Linked DNA regions of Homo sapiens: region 2 is linked to region 1. A link is a loop called in an ENCODE intact Hi-C map of the cell type or tissue named here. Cell type or tissue: CD4-positive, alpha-beta T cell. All regions are shown on one strand.

The links. A loop is a pair of places that touch in the nucleus more often than their neighbours do. Peaks named below come from ENCODE experiments on the same cell type or tissue, not always from the same donor. Only the 100,000 strongest peaks of a DNase experiment are listed, where the experiment ranks them.
Region 2: a loop joins it to region 1, with 2.1 times the contacts of the local background. A loop is called at or near these places in 4 of 110 quality-filtered maps.

The regions. Positions count from the first base shown.
Region 1 is chr1:116,231,484-116,233,983 of GRCh38, forward strand. No RefSeq gene overlaps it. Among named protein-coding and RNA genes, the nearest start is that of MAB21L3, 120 kb to the left of the region's middle. In CD4-positive, alpha-beta T cell, a CTCF peak has its summit at 1,556; a DNase peak (open chromatin) is centred at 1,618.
Region 2 is chr1:116,150,703-116,153,202 of GRCh38, forward strand. No RefSeq gene overlaps it. Among named protein-coding and RNA genes, the nearest start is that of MAB21L3, 41 kb to the left of the region's middle. RefSeq lists a silencer at 1,385-1,804. In CD4-positive, alpha-beta T cell, a CTCF peak has its summit at 1,491 (motif pointing right); DNase peaks (open chromatin) are centred at 659 and 1,489; H3K4me3 peaks cover 1,063 bases; H3K27ac peaks cover 573 bases.

The DNA of each region.
Region 1 (2,500 bases):
TCCATGAAGTCTGCAACTCTTTCCAACTCTGCTGTGAAAGAGGTGGGGCTTGTCTTTGCTCTTTCCCACCTCGACTTCTGAGCCATTGTCAGCGCTCCTCCTTTCTCTTCCTCTACTGGTCCTGAGACCCTGTGTCCCTGGGACTCCTGGCCTCCCCCACCCCAAGACTGCTTGCACTGGCTCCTCTTCAGGGTCGTTGCTTCTCAGTTCTCTAATTTGATAAATTACGCTAATGGCTGAAAATAGGTCAAACACTGCACATTTTCAATCCTATTTTAAGCTTTGGGGAGATCAAGCTTCAATAGAAAATGAATACAAAGACTATTTAATGGACATGCTGGGTGAAGGATAAACTACTTTCCTCATAATACAAACATTTATACAGCATTTATTATCTTGGAGGAAATGAGCTAGGAAATCCATGGGCAGTATGGTGCAATCATGCCCCCCCACCATCCCAATGCTGTGGCACAGAAAGTTTGGCATGGAGAGCCGGTCAGAGCTCTGTTTGAGTCCTTGATGTGAGACACTGGCCAAGTGGCAAGCTCTTGTTGCCACAGGTCTGTAAAATGGAGATGAGAATACCTACTCACGAGGTTCCTGTGGGGATTTGATGAGCTATAAGTAGGCATGCCTGCTAGGTATTAGGAGTTTAATTTTTGAATATGTTAGTTCCTTTCCTTCTCAGAAAGCTAACATTGCAGTTAGGGAGGTAAAGTCACTAACAGGAATTTACTTGAGGTTAACTGCCTTTCCAACAGCCTCACCTTTCTGAACCTTGCAAAAGAACCACACAATCTAGGAAGGTGGTACTTATCGGGAACATAAGTGCTGCTTATTGGGATAGGTGACATGCAAACCACAGGATATAAGCACAGGTGAGAGGACACCAGCTCAGGTGAGAGGGCAGGAGTGAAGGCGAGAGGGCAGGGATACAGGTGAGAAGGTTGGGGTGCAGGTCTATGCCAAGTGGGTAAGGTCAAGCATGTATGGGGTTGGAGGGCAGGAAAGGAGGTGGTGGTGCGTGACAGGGAATGTGCCTCCCTTCCTTGAGTCACTTCTTGTCTTCTTGGCAATCTTTAAAAGCATGTCTTGAATTATCAAAATGATATATGCTTGTAAAAAGAAAAAGTCCAAACACTGCAAAATTGTGTAAGTTCTTTATCAAATTCATGTCCATTGCTTCTCTGATTCTCCCAGTCCCGCTGCCTAGCACTAAGTATTAACTGATGTTGTCCTTCCATACCTTCATCTATGCCAGGTCAAACATTTTTTAAAAAATTTTTAAATCATTGCTTTAATTTTAAAACACTGTTTTACCCTAAGAATTGTTCTGCAACTTGCTCTTTTCATTTTTTGTTTTTTTACTCGAAATCTATCATAGCCAATGTTCCACATCAGTAAGTACAGATGTACCTCATTATTTTTGAAAGTGCTGAATAGTACTACATAGCACAGATAGATATAATTTATTTAATTTGTTCTCAGTAAATTGTCCTCAATTTTTTGCTATTATAAACAATGGGCAATTTCTTCATTAATTCCACAGATGTGAACTGAGTAGTTACTATGTATTAGCCACCAGGCTGTGCCTTAGAGACACAAAAGTGAGTAAAAAGGTCACAGTCCTGTGCCCAAGGATCTCGTGGGCTGGGGAAAGCCTACTTCAGTGCAATAATCACACAGGCCAATGTAAATTGCAACTGTGACTGGGAGGCACACAACTCTCTCGGGGATTAAAATAAGAAGCTGTGACTTTGACAGGAAGTGGAGGAGGGCTTCCATAGGGATGATGGCTGAGGCAGTAGCAGTCACCTAGGTGCAGTAGGGTTATAGCTCTTTCATGCAGAGAACAGCTGCAGAATAGGCCAGCTGTGAAAAGAGCTGGAAAGCACAGGACTAAGGCAGACCAGAGTGGCAGTGGGTGGAGCACAGGGAATCAGTGGGGAGGAGAAGCAGCCTGCAGGGCTAGACCAGCAGGGCCTTGAGTCCACTTATGAGGTTTACCCTCTCTCCTGAGAGCCATGTGATTCCATGAGCGTGTTTAATGCACAGCGTGATGCACAGTGGACCTGTTAGGAGGGACTGCTCTGGTGGGAGATGATGGAGCTTGGCCTATGGTGGTGGCTATGGAGGGGAGAGAAGGGAATTCTTAGAAATATTAAGGAAATAAATGTCATTATTAGGGGTTTGGTGACAGAAGTCATGGGGCCTGTGGCCGGGGGTGAGATATCAGAGTGACTCCTAGATTTCTGGCTTGTGTGATTTGCAGTGAGGATACCACTTACTGAGATAGGCAACATGAACCACAGAGGGGGGTAAAGTGGAGGGGGAAAGGAGAGGGCAGGACACAGCCACCTCCCTTGGGCAACATTTGCCATCACTCTCCTTACTAAATATACCCTGTCATAGTAATTATCTTAATTTAATGTAATTGTTCCCTGTTGGTTCATTTTTCTACTTTTACACTCTTCAGGAGCGGGATCTACACCTTTTAATC
Region 2 (2,500 bases), 81 kb before region 1:
TCCCCATAGTGGTTTGCTGGTTCTCCTATTAGAATAAATATAAACTCTATGCCGGGAGAGGGCTTGTCTTATTCACTGTTGTATTATATCTCCGGCACTTGGAACAATGCTCAGTGGGTAAGAGCTCAATGAATAGTTGTTAAATAGATAATTGCATGAAGGAATGGATGAATACATGATTTTGCTCCATAATATGTATCTGCTTTGTGGCAGGGCTTGGATTTGAACCCGGGTCTTCTAATTCTCAGGCCAGGCTCTTTCCTCTACAAAGTAACATTTTGAGAGTCTGAAGAATCCCACATCTTTAGTTTTAGAGAAAGAAAAATTGCCTCTGGCTCCAGAAGCCTGTTTTCCCAGAAGGGCCTGGCTGTCCTCACTATGCAGAACACAGCTTGATGCAGCAGAGCTTGAGAATGCACACTCATGCTGCAGAGGGGCCAGCCTGGCAGCTCATCACAGCAGCCACTGACAACTGTGGGCACTGGTGGATACTTTGTAGCAGGTGTTTGCTGGACATGCCTAGCTTAACTGGGTTCCAACGTGCAACATGTAGACTGAACAACACACACACACACACACACACACACACACACACACACACACACACACACACTGCATTTAAACAAAGCACATCAGAAAAGAGTTCAGGCTTTCACCCTCCCTTCCTGCCAAGCACGGAGACAAACAGTACTGGTCTTGGTTCTCTTTGTCTCTGAGTCTAGACCATTCATTTCCTCTCATTCAACCAGCTTTATTTTTGGCGATGTAACTTTCTTTCGTGAGCATATATATTATGTTCTCAGACTTTGTAACCTATGAATCTCCTGTGAGGACCGACCTACGAATGCTCAGAATACAAAGGCCGGAGTGAGCAGTGCTCTCTGTGAGAGAGAATGTTACGGCAAATGAAAAAACCACCTTCACCACCTAAGCAGGATTCTTGCTTCTAATGCAAAATGTAACCTCCCTCTATAGGATGGATAGAGGGATATTAGGTTGAGCACTCAACACACTGGGGTGCTTACCACAGAGTACCCCAAAGTGTGGTTTAGGTCTGAGGGACCGGGTGAGCAAGGAAGGCTGCACCGGTGTAGGGACAGGCACAGTCTGGGTCCTTTGGTGGCCGGGGGTACAAAGGAAGCAGAGCCTGGGCTCCCATCCTCTCCTGCTGTCACAGCCCCTCCATGGAGGCCCTGGCCCTTCTCTCCTCCTCTCTCCTGCCTCTTTCCAGGATGTTCTTTGCCCCACAGTGAGATGTGAGGGGCATCAAGAAGGCTCCCTGCCATTGACTCTCTCTGTCCAGGGACCGCCATATGTGACTTGTGCTGTCTGTGACCAGGACGCGGGCTCTTGAAGGAGCAGCGAGGAGCAAGAGAGAGGGGAGCGGACGCCCCGACTCGCGCAGGGCTGAGGCTGGAGGGGAAGACTCACAGGGACTACGGTCTACGGGGAGGCCGCCTTGCGCGCCGCGGCTCGGAAGCGGCAGGGGGCGCCCGCGGCTCCTCGCGGCCCCGAGCCGTGAAGGGCTGGGGAAATTCCTCCCGCTGAAGGCAGAGAGCAGACTGGGACACTGCGGTTCCCGAGAGCCGCAGCCCCGCCGCCTCCGCCCACGCTGGCCCTCGGGAGGCGGAAGACTAGCTGACGGCGGCCCCCACACGCGCTCTGCAGCCTGGGGGTAACCCTCAGCCCACCCAGTGCCCAGCGAGGGGGCTCTGATCCACAGGCTCCGCCCAGCTCCCTGGGTCCTCTTTTCAGTGGGCCTCTTTTATTGCCTAGCACTGGGGATCGGGGTGGGGGGTGGACAGTTACCCCAGTATAGATACTGGCTCATCCGGACATATCTGTGCTGCTGCAGGGCACTCAGCCTCCTTCCCTGCAAGATTAGAGGGGCTGTGGAAGACAGAAGAAAGATGCTGTGCTCTTATGGACTCCTTTTCCTTAGACTAATGCCCACGGGGAAAGGAAAGGAAAGGGAAGGGAAGGGAGGGGAGGGAGTTAAGCGCTCCATCACCCCCAGGCCAGGCGTCATGGTAGGAAGGTCATAAAGAGGGTGGGTGGGTCAGAATGCTCCAGGAAAGGAAAGGATGGGACACCAAGATTTGCAGATACTGCCTATGTGCCTGGCACATATTTTAGGGGCTTTGTGCTTTATCTCATTTAATCCCCTCGGCACTCCTTTGGAGTAGGTAGGCAGCATAAACCCATTTTGCCAATGAACACTTGGAGGCTCACAGAGAAAAAAGAACTTGCCCAAGGTCATGGGCTGGAGTGGACAGAGCCATATTCTTTATGCGTTTGTCATAATGAGTTCCTTACAGTGCAGGTGACAGGAGAGACATGAAGGCACAGCCTACCAGGACCAGAAGTCCAGGAGGAAGACTCAGTCCTTCTGCTGGGCCCTGCAACCCTATGAGCCTCGCAGGAACCAAGAGAGAGGGAGTTGAGCAGAGAGGGACCCAGAGGCACCCTCTGTGGGTGCTGTTCCCTGACCTTGACATAG